Regions from separate parts of the Mus musculus genome. Here region 1 is linked to region 2. A link is a loop called in an ENCODE intact Hi-C map of the cell type or tissue named here. Cell type or tissue: gastrocnemius. All regions are shown on one strand. Each heading gives the region's core, and the rest is flanking DNA. Links, peaks and the distances in the headings are about the cores only. Region 1 has its middle 22 kb from the start of Gm7697. Region 2 has its middle 58 kb from the start of Gm10033.

What was found. A loop is a pair of places that touch in the nucleus more often than their neighbours do. Peaks named below come from ENCODE experiments on the same cell type or tissue, not always from the same donor. Only the 100,000 strongest peaks of a DNase experiment are listed, where the experiment ranks them.
Region 1: a loop joins it to region 2, with 14 times the contacts of the local background. A loop is called at or near these places in 24 of 42 quality-filtered maps.

The regions. Positions count from the first base shown.
Region 1 is chr8:69,541,009-69,548,701 of GRCm38, forward strand. It overlaps the pseudogene Rps7-ps1. Among named protein-coding and RNA genes, the nearest start is that of Gm7697, 22 kb to the left of the region's middle. In gastrocnemius, for the core only: CTCF peaks have their summits at 4,331 (motif pointing left) and 6,401 (motif pointing right); no DNase peak of the experiment used is centred there.
Region 2 is chr8:69,333,919-69,341,611 of GRCm38, forward strand. No RefSeq gene overlaps it. Among named protein-coding and RNA genes, the nearest start is that of Gm10033, 58 kb to the right of the region's middle. In gastrocnemius, for the core only: no CTCF peak of the experiment used is centred there; no DNase peak of the experiment used is centred there.

The sequences.
Region 1 (7,693 bases), core at 1,565-6,564, 210 kb after region 2:
AGTTCCAAGTCTGGCATCTCTCAGGTGCTGCTCGAGCTGGAGATGAACGCAGATGTCAAGGTTCTGCTGCAGGAAGTCAACATCACCACAACCAAGGAAATTGAAGTTGGTGGTGGTCGGAAAGCTACCATAATTTTTGTACCAGTTCCTCAGCTTTAAGTCTTTCCAGAAAATTCATGTCAGGCTAGTTCGTGAATTGGAGAAAAAATTCAGTGGGAAGCAAGTAGTGTTCATTGCTCAGAGGAGGATTCTGCCCAAGCCAACCTGGAAAAGCTGTATGAAAAATAAGCAGAAGCACCCCATTCTGGAAGAGATGCTGGGAAGTGCCCCCCCCATCCTTGCTCACAGGCAAGGATGTTAATTTGGAATTCCCAGAGTTTCAGTTGTAAAGAAAATGACTGATAAAGTGTCATTCATAGTATTAGAAGAACTATCTTGTTGCTGCTTCATAACTGTAAATCTGCTACTGCTATAAATCATAATGTAATATCTGATATGCAGGATAGCAGACCCCAAGAGGATCACTACCCACAGGTTAAGAATCTAGGATTTTCAAGTGTCCACTAGCTGACAGCAATGCCCACCAAATGACTGTCTCAGCTACAGAGAAATGGATACACGCCCGGAGAAGGGAACTGGACAAAGAACCCTATCATAGCTAGCTTCAGTTGTCAACTTGGCACAAGCTTGGAGTCCCCTGAAAGGGGGAACCTTAACTAAAGAACTGCCCCTATCAGATCAGCCAGTTTTCATGTCTGTGGAAACATTTCTTAATTTCAAATTGGTGCGAGAGGGCTCAGACCACTGTAGGCAGTGCCAACCTTGGGCACATTCTCCTGGGCTGTATAAGAAAGCTGTCCGAGTGAGCCACATAGAACAAGCCAGTAAACATTCCCCCATGGTCTTTGTTTCCATTCCTGCCTCTGCGTTCCAGCCTTGAGTTCTTGCACAAGCTTCCTTTGATGGTAGACTGTGACCCACAACCCAAATTAATCCTTCCCTCTCCTAAGTTGTTTTTTTGATGAGTGTTTTATCACAGGAACAGAGGAGCAAACTAAAGCACCTACAACCATTGGAACCACTGGTCAGCCTCCTGACCCAGGAATTCTCAAAGCATTTGGACTCTATAGCCAGTGCTGGATTCAAGGATAGACCCACGCTGGAGAGAACACTGCTACATCTAGCATGGCTCTGGGGACACGGCCCTGACTGGGGTGGCAAGAGAATGAAAAAAACAAACAAATCCAGAAGCAGAAAAGCCAAGGTTGGGTGGTCTGAGCTCTCAGTTGAAGAAACTTCAGCACATAATGGAAACATGTTTTTATTATATAAACAGAGAGGCAGGGTGAGTGCATATGGCTGAACAAGGAAGTGGGGTTAGTAGATGCAGATAAACAAAGGAGACAGGGTGTATGGTATACAGCTGGATCAAGTAGACAGGTTTACCTAATCTTAGTAGGAATGGTCTTTATAGGGGAACAGTCTTCAGACTATAAATATCCAGGGAGAGAAAGCTACAGTGGACATTTCCTGTGCACACTCTCAATATCTACATTTGGTCCAGAGGAAGGCTTTGCCATTTTCCTCTGAGCCTCTCCCCTTAGAGGAGACATTGCCATTTTCTCCATAGGTCTGAGATTCTGAGGTCTGTGACAACATGTCCTTATCTGATGTCAACAATACACATTCACTGAGACTCTAGGCTTTCTCCGCCACTTCTTACATGATACCTAGTTCAATTCACTAAGTATGGCCTCTGATGTCTTCTGGATCAGAAAGGACATCCAAAGTGAGGAGTTGACTGTTAGATCATGCGACCCGGAACCTACGAGCAGCCACAAAACCCAGCTAGAAGCCCAACAGTCTCTAGAGCAGTGGTCCTCAACCTTCCTAATGCTGTAGCCTTTTAATACAGTTCCTCATGTTGTGGTGACCCCCAGCCATAACATTATTTTATTACTACTCCATACAGTACATTTGCTGCTGTTATGAATCACAATGTAAATATCTGGTATGTATGCAGGATATCTGATATGTGACCCCCAACGGGGTCGAGAACAGGTTGAGAACCACTGCTTTAAAGGGCTAACTCTGCCATATAGGAGCCAGGAGGAGCAACCTATCTGAATAGATGGTTCTCAGTCAGTGTATGATGACACACATTGTCATGGCTTCCTTGAGTGCTCTCTCCCAGACAAGCTTAAGCTAGCTAGTTCCTAGATTTTCATAGGTTAGCACAGACCAGGGGTGGGGTCATACACTCAGATGCTCAAAGGCACCAGGTGACCATCACAGTGAGAAAACATATACTCACTTCTGGAGAGGACACTTGAGACTCAGCCCCAAACAGTAGCATCAAAATGGGAATTGGGTCCCCATGAGGACAATGTTGTCCAGTAAACTGGAAACCCAAGTTTCTGTATTAAACTTCTTGGTCTTGAAATGTCAAAAACAATTTGAATATTTTCAACACTTCATAAGCTACACAAAGTTCATCTGTGAGTGTGTGCTTTTTGTTCTTGGAATATTAGTGCGTGACTTCGGGCATCCATCACTCCACACCAAGTGAATGGGATAAAATAGACCACGTATTGACCAATATGGGTAGACTATCCTGTATTTGATAGTCCTGAGTTGGAAAGTCTAGATTCTAATGGATTATCCAGTATTGGTAATCATAAATTGGACAGTGTGGCTCCAGTATTCTCAATCAGAAGTCCCATTTACTGGATATTTGTTCAACTTTAGAAATATATGCTAGTATCCAAATCTTGGGAGTGAAGTATCTCACTGGCCAAATGACCAGTGCTTGTGTGTGGTTCACATGTGTGTGGAGGCTGGAGGACAGCTCAGATTTCACTCCTCAAGCACCGCCCACTTCATTTTAAGAGCGGATCCCCCAGTGGTGTACCTAATCAGTGAGCTAGGCTGGCCAGTCAGCAAGCCCCAGGGATCCACCTGACCCTGACTCCCCAGTGAATAATCAAATGTAGATGATTTCATACAGATGCAACTCCTTACACTGTGGGAAGCCGCAAATACCATTACAAGATGGCGCTGGCTACCACTGGCCACCACCCATGATTATGGATAAACAACCAATGTACGCATGTGCATAAGAGTTTTTTGCCAAGGAGCTAAAGGGATCTGCAACCCTATAGGTGGAACAACATTATGAACTAACCAGTACCCCGGAGCTCTTGACTCTAGCTGCATATGTATCAAAAGATGACCTAGTCGGCCATCACTGGAAAGAGAGGTCCATTGGACTTGCAAACTTTACATGCCCCAGTACAGGGGAACGCCAGGGCCAAAAAGGGGGAATGGGTGGGTAGGGGAGTGGGGGTGGGTGGGTATGGGGGACTTTTGGTATAGCATTGGAAATGTAAATGAGCTAAATACCTAATAAAAAATGGGAAAAAAAAAGAAAAAAAAAAGAGTTTTTTGCCGAGTCACTGCGTGGCCCGATGCATATTAATGAGGTACTGGTAGCATAAGCAATCAGGTATGGACACGTCACTCGTAGGCCTATATAAGCAGTGCCATTTCTGGGGCTCGGGGTCTTTCGCCTACGCAGTCCATGCTCTCCCAATAAACGTGTTGCAGAAGGATCCTGTTGTGGAGTCTTACTTGCAGGCAAGTCGGGCGTCCCACATTACACCAGGTCATGGTGTGTCAGAAGAGGAGACCAGGGACCCAGAATTGCCATGCAATTTGTCCAAGGTCCACAGCAGGCAGGCAGCCAAGCTGGGCTTCACCCTCAGGTCTCCTTGACTCCACATTCACGGTTGTTTATTCTTCCTCACATCGTTTTCAAACGCGGTTACAGAACAAAACGGTTTGAGCAGCTGACAGCCCAACTGCTATGGGGACCAACAGACAAGAGAACTTGAACTTGTTTGTAAAACATCCAACCCGCCACTTCCACGACCTCCCCACCCCGCTGCCCAGCACAGGAAAGAGAGGACAGAGCTCAGCAAACACAGCTTTCTGGCATTCCCCTGAGGCTGCTGGCCATCAGCCACAAGCAAAGCACTGCCAGGGGACTCGGGAAACCTCTTGTGATTGAGCATTTTGAAAGTACCCATTGCTGCCCTCCAGTGTCCCCATTAAGAAGGTCAGCCTCTCCTAGCCTTTGGTATCAGTAGTTCAAAAGGAAAGAGAAAATACATGTGGGAAACAAAGAAAGACCAGGCAGAGCTTGTTTTATTTGTTTATTTAATTATTTATTCATTTATTTATTTTCACTAAATTGTATTACACTGGGGGGGGGGAAGGTTGTGTATGTATGTGGGTTGAAGCCACCCAGTGCTGTCCTCTAGTGGTGGATTCTATATCACAGCCATTAGTCACAGCAATTTGAATTTAAATGTTAATTAAAATTAAACTAAAATCTGGTCTCATGTTCTGAGCGCTCTGGCCACAGGTAAATGGCATCTGCCATATTGGCCCTTGCAACCAGAGATGACTTCTTTGAGACACGGAAGCACAGAGAGTAGTTTTCTCAAGATCAACACAGCTAAAAGTAACATGTTACAACTCAGATTTGCGTGCATGGTCAACAGACATTCACCATCTCTTCCAAGCACTTTATCACCTACAGCATTAAGTGGGGGTCCCCCAGATCCTGCCCCTTCCAAACATAGCTCAAGCCCATGTTCCCTGCCTATGGCAGGAGCTAAGGTATCTGTTGCCTGTGGCTATGCCATGGGAAGGGGCAGAATAAACATGGATCTTACCTCTTCCATCTACAAAGAAGGTGTTGCCTTGATGTTAGTCAAGATCTTTGAGGGGACAAGGAAGGAAGTGGAGAAGATACCTTTAAAACAAAACCACACTGTTTAGGAGAAATCTCATATTTATTGTTTTGTGCTGTTTTCTTGAGACTCGGTCTTGTTCTGTAGCCCAGGCTGGCCTTTTACCTACCTGCCCCAGCCTCCTGGACTCCGAGATTATACACACACACCATCATGCCTAGCTAAGAGAAAATATTTTATGATAACATACAAGTCAAATAAATGCATACTTATATGCAGGAATGCATATACTACTAGATGTGTGCACCCAAGCACACACACACACACACACACAAAGATAAAAACATTTAGGGACACCCATGCTTGTTAATACCGACAGACAGTACCACACCACGAACGTTTTGGGAAGACAGCCAAGAATGTGTCCCCAAGGCAGCACAGAGCTGCATGTCTAATGGTGCTGGCTTTCCTGATCTGTCTCTGATAAATATCCCAGTTCCAGAAGCATCCTTGAAGGCTCATTGGAGGCATACAAGCAGCCTCCCAATGGCTGACAGCCAAGGGATGCAGACAAGAGTTAGGCAAGAGCAACCAGTGCTAAAAGGTGGCCCACAGATGTTAGCATCAGCAAGAATAGAGAAGCAAGCGCATGAAGCAGGTCTTAGTCTCCCCAGACTAAGACTGTCACAGCTTAGAGCCACAGCTCTAAGGGATTAAGAGCCACAGCTTGGCCTTCCAAGGTAGTGTGAGACCCCATAGGACCATCACAGGTCCAGGTCAAACACCCTAAGTCCCAGCAGCCAAATAGGTGCCCAGAGAGGGAGGAAAGCAGGACAGACGGCCAGGATCGGAACACAATAGGACAATGCCAGGCATGGAACAGAAGCCCTGAGTGGAGGAAATGCCCTATCTGTAATTGCCCCCACACAGGAGAAGAAGAAGAAAAAAGCCCAAGTACAAACGGAAAGCTGGGTAAACAAAAGGTACCAGGTTGCATTGTATATAACACATAATGGAGTATTTCCCAGCAAGTTAAAAATCCACACAGTCACTACAAAGAAGTTGCACAGGCACGATGCTGAGAAAGAACCTGTACACAGCGGATCTGGGCCTGGAGACCCTGTTTATACACAGCTCCATAACTCTCAAGAAGAATCGGCATGGTCCGTCTCATGGGCACCTCTGGCTGGGAAAGTGTGGATGTGGACTTGGCAGGGACATCAGGCAACTTCCGGGTGATTAGGAATGTATTCCCCCCGCCCCCACTGAACCATATATTTAAGTTCTATAAACTCACAGAGTGCATGTCACTCTTCAGCGATGTGTTTTTTGGTTTTGTTTGTTTTGCATTATCAACTGTATTCTTTTTGTTGTTGTTGTTGTTTTTCCGTTTTTCGAGGCAGTATTTCTCTGTGTAGCTCTGGCTGTCCTAGAACTCACTGTGTAGACCAGGCTGGCCTCGAACTCAGAAATTCGCCTGCCTCTGCCTCCCAAGTGCTGGGATTAAAGGCGTGCGCCACCACCTCCAGGCCAGCGATGTGTTTTAAAAGAGAGGGAGCCTGCTCACTATCTGAGCCAAGTGCTAACTGAACCAAGGGCAGGAGGCCTCACTGTGCAAGTGAACCTACTGTTCTTGGCCTGAAGAGGGCGCAGTTGTTGTGTCCTTCCCTGTTTCCAATCTTGCAGGAAGTGTTCCAAGACAAACAAACCTCGCTCCTACAAGAAGGGAGCTGTCTCATGTTTATCCCATACCCCATCCATGACTCAAGGCCACCAGAGAGCCCTGCTTCAGGGGTGCAGGAGCAAGGGGCAGGTAGGACAGGGTGCACCCTTGGTCATTTTAAACCTCTCCTCTGTCCCTGTAAGACCATACAAGTAGAACCTGCAGTAAAAGACCCTCGAGGTCTGACACACATCCCCCCCATCCCTCCTGAGCTCCCATGGAGGTGGGAGGTCCCTTGGTTCTGAGGGTCCTGGGAAAATATTTCCACAGGTAGAGGGGTATTAGATCTGCAAGTGATGTGCCCAGGTTTGCATAAGGGACAGATCACTATGGCAACCAGACTGGAGTCTTGAGAGTGAGAGGACAGCTAAGTTTGACCTCAAGACTGGCCTGGGTTGTGAAAAAGCCCCAGGAGAAAGGTGGAGGTGGGGATTAGAGAGAGGACTGCGGTCATGAGATACTTAAGAGGAAGGTTTCTTATAAATAATAGCTGATGTCTGAAGGGTGGAAAGGGGAAGACATTGAATGATAGAACTGTTCCAAGCAGCTAAACCTGAGAACATGCCAGAAACCAGAGCTGGTCCATAATTGGAGGGTCCATTTTGGAACTGTGTGGAAAGCCATGAACTGAATGGGCCTGACAGGATAAAGAATACTGTCTTAGTTAGGGTCTTACTGCTGTGAACAGACACCATGACCAACGCAACACTCATTTAATTGGGGCTGACTTACAGGTTCAGAGGTTCAATCCAGTATCATCAAGGCGGGAACATGGCAGCATCCAGGCAGGCATGATGCAGGAGGAGCTGAGTGTTCTACATCTTCATCTGAAGGATGCTAGCAGAATACCGGCTTCCAGGTAGCTAGGATGAGGGACTCTTCACAGGCTCCTGGCACAAAACTGGAGACTTTCTTACTGGTCAGTGTTTCCCAAACTGTGTTCTTTGGAATTTTTGCTTCCCTCCAAGTGGTGGGTGTGTTTAAAGCTAGAAGATCCTAGACAAAATAAAAATAATAATAATGTTAGCAAACAAGGGCAAATATCTCATGGAGACTTCCATACCAGGCCTTCCCTCCAGCCATACAAGTTCTTAAATCAGTTCTGTCCACACTGAACTATTTTTATTGAAAAAAAAATCACCTCTTCCTTTGTACACACCCAGGCTCACAACACCCACTTTCTCCTCCTGAAAGGGTTTTGGTTTTTCCATGT
Region 2 (7,693 bases), core at 1,403-6,402:
ACATAATAAATAAATAAATCTGAAGAAGAAGAAGAAGAAGAAGAAGAAGAAGAAGAAGAAGAAGAAGAAGAAGAAGAAGAAGAAGAAGAAGAAGAAGGAGGAGGAGGAAGAGGAGGAGGAGGAGGAGGAGGAGGAGGAGAAGGAGGAGGAGGAGGAGGAAGAGGAGGAGGAGGAGGAGGAGGAGGAGGAGGAGAAGTAGTACAGAAAAACAAAGGCAAACAGGTAGACACCCTTAAAGAAATACAGAAAGATACAACCAAGCAGGTAAAGGAATTGAACAAAATAGTCCAAGACCCAAAAAGTGAAATAAGAAAAATGAAGGAAATCACAAATGGAGGCAACCCTGGAGATGAAAAACCTGGTAAAGAGATCAGGAACTACAGCTGCAAGTACCACCAACAGAATACAAGAGATAGAAGATTGAATCTCAGGAGTAGAAGGTATCATAGAAGATATTGACATATCAGACAAAGAAAATACAAAGTTCAAAAGCTCCTAAACAAAATATCCAGAAAATTTTGGATGCAATGAAAAGACCAAACTTAAGAATAATAGAAATAGAAGACAGTGAAGAATCCCAGTTCAAAGGGACAGAAAACTTCTTCAACAAAAATCATAGAAGAACCCTTCTGGCCTGTGCCTCCTGCCAGGGCAGATCACCAGCTTGTCTGCTTCTCTGAAGATGCCACAGTTTTAAGGCCACCCAGGAGATCCTCTACATGCAGGGCAACCTATCGACAGATTGTCTGCTCCTCCAAAGACACCATAGTTGGAGTCCTTCCAGGAGTTCTGCTGCACACAGGGCAAGAGACCCCACAGTCTGCAGTCTGAAGGCCTCCCAGGAGAACACCTATATGCAGGATAACAGCCTGACAGCTCTTCTGAAGACTCAACAGTCTGAAGGCCTCCTAGGAGATCTGCTGCAGCCAGGGCAAAGGATCAGCACCTTGTCTGCTCCTCCAAAGACCCCACAGTCTGCAGGCATCCCAGAAAAGCTGTACAGCCAGGGCAACAGGTCACCAACATACATTCCCCTCTGAAGACCGCACAGTCTGAAGACCTCACAGGAGGTCTGCTACAGCCAGGGCCACAGGCCTTCCAGAAACCCTGAAGCAACCAAGGGACACAGGAAGCAGGCTCCAGACAAAGACACCCAGACTAGCTATTGCCAGGGATAGCCAGATGCCATGAGGTCAGAGCAAGAACATAATAGACAGAAGCCAATGGACTTTGGCATAATCAGGACCCAGTTCTTCACCACATCAAACTCTGGACATACCAACACACCTAAAAATCAGAAAGCTGACTTAAAATGCTATCTCATGAAGATAATAGAGTCCTTTAAGGAGGATATAAATAACTCACTGAAATAAATACAAGAAGACACAGGTAAACATGTAGAAGCCCTTAAAGAGGAAACAAATCCCTTAAAAGAATATAGAAAAGCACAATCAAACAGATGAATAAATTGAACACAGTGGTCCAAGACCTAAAAGTAGAAGCAGAAACAAAAAAGAAAACACAAATGGAGGCAACCCTTAAAATGGAAAACCTAGGAAAGAGGTCAAGAATTACAGATGTAAGCATCACCAACAGAATACAAGAGATAGAAGAGAGAATGTCAGGTGTAGAAGATACCTTAGAAGAGATTGACACAACTGTCAAAGAAAATTCAAAATATAGAAAACTCCTAAGCCAAATCACCCAGGAAAGCTAGGATACAATGAAAAGACCAAACCTAAGAATAATAGGAATAGAGAGAGGAAAGCAAAGATTCCCAGCTCAAAGGACCTGAAAACATCTTCAACAAAATCATAGAAGAAATGTCCCCAACCTAAAGAAAGAGATGGCCATAAATGTATAAGAAGCCTGTAGAACACCAAATAGATTGGACCAGAAGAGAAAACCCTCTTGTCAGATAATAATTAAAACAGTAAGTGCACAGAACAAAGAAAGAATATTAAAAGGTGCAATGGAAAAAGGCCAAGTAAGATATAAAGGCAGACTTATCAAATTGCACCAGACTTCTCAACAGAGACACTAAAAGTCAGAAGAGCTTGTACAGAGGTCATTCAGACCCTAAAAGGACATAAATGGCAGCCCAGGATACTATACACAGCAAAACTATTAATCAACATAGATGGAGAAACCAAGATATTCCATGTCAAAACCAAATTTAAACAATATTTATCTACCAATAGAGTCCTACAGAGGATTCTAGAAGGAAAACATCAATACAAGGAGGGTACCTACACCAAAGGAAACAAAACAAGAAATTGATCATCTCATAACAAAACCAAAAGGACAGAATAACATACACATAATGCCACCTACAACAACAAACAACAACAATCATAACAAGAACTAACAATCATTTGCCTGTTATATCTCTCAAAATCAACAGACTCAATTCTGAAATAAAAAAGACATAAGCTAACAGACTGGCTACACAAACAGTGTCCAGAATTTTGCTGCATAGAAGAAACACACCTCAATAACAAAGACAGACACTATCTCAGAGTAAAAGACTGGAAAAAAGACTTCCAAGAAAATAGTCCCAAGAAACAAGTGGGAGTAGACATCCTACTATCCAATAAAATAGACTTTTAACCAAAAGTTATCAAGTGAGATGGGGAAGGACACTTCATACTCATAAAGGAAAAATACACCAAGAGAAAGTCTTAATTCTGAACAGCTATGCCCCAAATGCAAAGGTACCCACATTCGTAGAAGAAAATTTACTAAAGCTCAAAATACACATTAAACCCTACACAGTAATAGTGGGTGACATCAACACCCCACTCTCACTAATGAACAGATCATTGAGATAGAAACTAAACAGAGACATAGTGAAACTAATAGAGGTTATTAACCAAATGGATTGAACAGGAATCTACAAAACATTTAACCTTAAAACAAAAGAATATACCGTCTTTTCAGCACCTTATCGTACTTTCTCCAAAATTGACCAGATCCTATCAGATCAACATGGCCAAAGACTGGTCTTCAATAACAACAGAAATAACAGAAAACCCACATAGCCATGGAAACTGAACAGCTCTCAACTCAATAATAACTTGGTCATAGAAGAAATAATTTTTTAAAAAGATTTCTGGAATTTAATGAAAATAATGACACAGCATACCCAAACTTATTAGATACAATGAAAGGTGATAAGAGAAAAAATTCTTAACACTAAGTGTCCTGTTAAAGATATTGGACAGATCATACACTAGCAACTTAAGAGCACACCTGAGAGCTCTAAAACAAAAAGAACCAAACACACATGAAAGGAGTAGATGGCAAGAAATAGTCAAACTCAGGGCCAAAATCAACTAAATAGCTGAAATCAACCAAATATAAACAAAGAGAACTATACAAAGAATCAACAAAACCAAAAACTGATTATTTGAAAAAAAAATCAACAAAATAGATAAACTCCCTAAACAAAACTAACTAAAGGGACCAGAGACCATATCCAAATTAACAAAATCAGAAATGAAAAGGGAGACATCACAAGAGAAACTGAGGAAATTAAAAAAATCATCAGATCCTACTATAGAAGTCTATATTTGACAAAAATGGAAAAATCTCGATAAAATGGATGACTTTCTAGATAGATACCATGTACATCAAGAGCAGGTAAACTATCAAAACAGGCCCATATCCCTTAAAGAAATAGAAGTCATTAACAACCTCCCAACTAAAAAAAGCCCAAGGCCAGATGGCTTTAGTGTAGAATTCTACTAGACATTCAAAGAAGAGTTGATACTAATAGTCTTCAAACTCTTCTATAAAATAGAAACAGAAGTAACACTAATTCATTCTATGAAGTCACAATTACTCTGATACATAAACCACATAAGGACCCAACAAAAGAAAGAGAACTTCAGACCAATTTTGCTTATGAATATTGATATAAAAATATTCAATAAAATTCTCACTAAATGAATCCTAGAACACATTAAAATAATTATTCACCACAATCAAGTAAGCTTTATCCCGGGGATGCAAGATTAGTTCAATATGTGAAAATTTATTAATGTTATCCACTATAGAAACAAACTGAGAGAAAAAAAAAATCACATGCTCATCTCATTATATGCTGAAAAAGCATTTGACAAAATATAACACCAATTCATGGTAAAGGTATTGGAGAGACCAGGAATTCAAGGCTCATGCCTAGACATAATAAAATCAATATACAGCAAACCAACAGGCAACATCATATTAAATAGAAAGATTCTTGAGGCAATCCCATTAAAATCAGGGACAAGAAAAGGATGCCCACTCTCCCTATGTCTATTTAATATAGTACGTTAAGTTCTAGCTAGAGCAATAAGACAAAAGAGATCAAGGGGATACAAATTGGCAATGAAGAAGTCAAGGTATCACTATTAACAGATGACATTATAGTAATCCTAAGTGACCTCAAAAACTCCACCAGAGAACTCCTACAGCTGACAAAACTTTGACAAGGTGCCTGGATATAAAATAAACTCAAATAAATAAGTAGCCTTCCTTTATACAAATGATAAACAGGCTGAGAAAGTAGTCAGGGAAACAATACCCTTCACAATGGCCACAAATAATATAGAATATCTTGGGGTAACTCTAACCAAACAAGAGAAAAATCTCTATGACAAGAACATTAAGTCTCTCCAGAAAGAAATTGAAGACCTCAGAAAATAGAGAAATTTCCCATGCTCATGGATTGGTAGAATTAACATAGTAAAAATGGCCATCTTACCAAGAGCAATCTACAGATTCAATGCAATCCCCATCAAAATTCCAACACAATTTTTCAAAGACATGGAAAGAGCAATTCTCAAATTCATTTGGAAAAACAAAACACCCAAAATAGTGGAAAAATTCTTAACAATAAAAGAACTTCTGGAGGAATCACCATCCCTGACCTTAAGCTATACTACAGAGCAATAGTGATAAAAACTACGTGATATTGGAACAGAGACAGACAGGTTGATCAATGGAATAGAATTGGAGATCCAGAAATAAAACTTACAGACACTTGATCTTTGACAACGAAGCCAAAAAATACAATGGGAAAAAGAAAGCATCTTCAATAAATGGTGCTGGTCTAACTGGCAGGCTGTATGTAGAAAAATGAAAATAGACCCATACCTGTCACCTTGCACAAAGCTCAAGTCCAAGTGGATCAAGGACCTCAACATAAAACCAGATACACTGAATCTAATAAAAGAGAAAGTGGGAAAGAACCTCAAAAAATTGGCATGGGAGGAAATTTCCTAAACAGGTCTCCAGTAGCTCAGACTCTAAGATTAAGAATTGATAAATGGAACCTCATGAAACTAGAAAGATGCTGTGAAGCAAAGGACATAGCCAATTGGACAAATTTGCAACCTATGGATTGGGGAAAAAACCTTCACTAACCTCATATCTGATAGAGAACTAATACCCAAAATATATAAAGAACTGAAGAAGCTATCCACCAAAAAATCAAACAACCTAATCAAAAGTGGGGTATAGAAGGAAACAAAGAATTCACAACAGAGGAATCTCGAATGTCTGAGAAGCATTTAAAGAAATGTTCAAAGTTCTTAGTGATCAAAGAAATACAAATCAAAACAACCCTGAGATTCCACCTTACACCAATCAGAATGGCTAAGATCAAAAACTCAGGTGACAGCAAATGTTGGCAAGGATGTGGAGAAAGAGGAACACTCCTCCATTGCTGGTGGGATTGCACGCCACTCTAAAAATTAATCTGGAGGTTCCTCAGAAGATTGGAAATAGATCTACCTGAAGACCCAGCAATACCACTCTTGGGAATATACCCAAAAGATGCCCCATCATGCCATACAGGCACATGTTCCACTATATTCATAGCAGCCTTATCATAGCCAGAAGATGGAAACAACCCAGATGTCTGAGAATGGATGCAGAAAATGTGGTTCATTTACACAATGGAATACTACTCAGCTATGAAAAGTGAAGACATCCTGAGTTTTCCAGGCAAATGGATGGAATTAGAAAATATCATTCTGAGTGTGGTAACTCAGACCCAAAAGGACATGCATGATATGTATTTACTAATAAGTGGATATTACCCAAAGAAATACAGAATAGCCAGGATACAATCCACAGAACTCAAGAAGGTTAACAAGTAGAAGGGCCCAAGTGAGGATGCCTCAATCCCAGTTGGGAAGGAGAAGAAAGCAATCACAGGGGCAGAAGAAGGGAGGGAGGGAGGGAGGGAGGGAACTGTGTGGGAGAGGGGACCGGGAGGGGGGAAAAGGCATTGTGGAGGGGCAACATTACTGGGCCAGCAGAAAGAATGGAAACAGGAAACCTTGGGAGATAGGAGGTAGGGAACCCTCTAGAATGTACCAGAGACCTGGGAGGTGAGAGACTTTCAGCACTCAAAGAGAGGGACCTTAGACGAAATGTCCCACAGTGGGGAGAGGGAATTTGTAGAGTCCAGCTCCAGTAGAAAGATAAGACATCAACTTGAGAGATTGGGTTGCCATCCCATGGTCAAAAACTCTGACCCAGAGTTGTTCCTGTCTCAAAGAACTTCAGGGACAAAAGTGGAGAAGAAACTGAGGGAAAGAAGGTCCAGGCCCAAATTGGGATCCAGCTCAAGGGAGGCTATAAGGCCTGACACTATTACTGATGTTATTGTGTGCTTTCAGACAGGAGCCTAGCATGGCTGCCCTCCAAGAGTCTCAACATGCAGCTTAAAGAGTCACATGCAGATACTTACACCCAACTAATGGTCAGAATCCAGGGACCCCTGTGGTTGAATTAGGGAAAGGCTAGAAGAAGCTGAGGAGAATGACAACCCCATAGGAAGACCAGCAGTCTCAACTTACTTGGACCACCAAGATCTCTCAGACACTGAGCCACCAACCAGGCAGCATACACCAGTTGATATGAGGCCCCCAACACATATACAGTAGAGGATTGCCTCGTCTGGGCTCAGTGAGAGAAGATGAACCTAACCCTCCAGACTCAAGGCCCCAGGAAGTGGGGAGGTCTGGTAGGGTGGGTGTGGGTGGAGTCGGGACATCTTTTTGGAGACAGGGAAGAGGTATGGGATGAGGAACAGTCAGAGGCAGACCAGGAGGGGAATAACAACTGGACTGTAAAAAAAAAAAGGATTAATAATAAAAAAGAAAAAAATCATAGAAGAAACTTCCCTAATCTGAAGAAATAGATGGTCATAAATGTACAAGAAGCCTACAGAACACCAAATAGTTTGGACCAGAAAAGAAGATCTTCTCGCCATATAATAATCAAAACACTAAATGCACAGAACAAAGCAAGAACATTGAAAGCTGTAAGGGAAAAAGGTCAAGTAACATATAAAATCAGACTGATCAGAATTATACCAGCTTCTAAACAGAATTGAAAGCCAGAAGATCCTGGACAGATGTCATGCAGACCATAAGAGACCACAGATGCCAGCCCAGGCTATTATACCTAGCAAAACTCTCAATTAACCCAGATGGAGAAACCAAGATATTCCATGACAAAACCAAATTTAAACAATGTCATTATACTAATCCAACACTAAAGAGGATTCTAGAAGCAAAACTCCAACACAAGATGGGTAAGTACATCCAAGAAAACACAAGAAGTTAATCAGCTCACAACAAACTCTAAGAACAGAAAAGAATCACACAAAGTCATAATACCTCTTCCAACAACA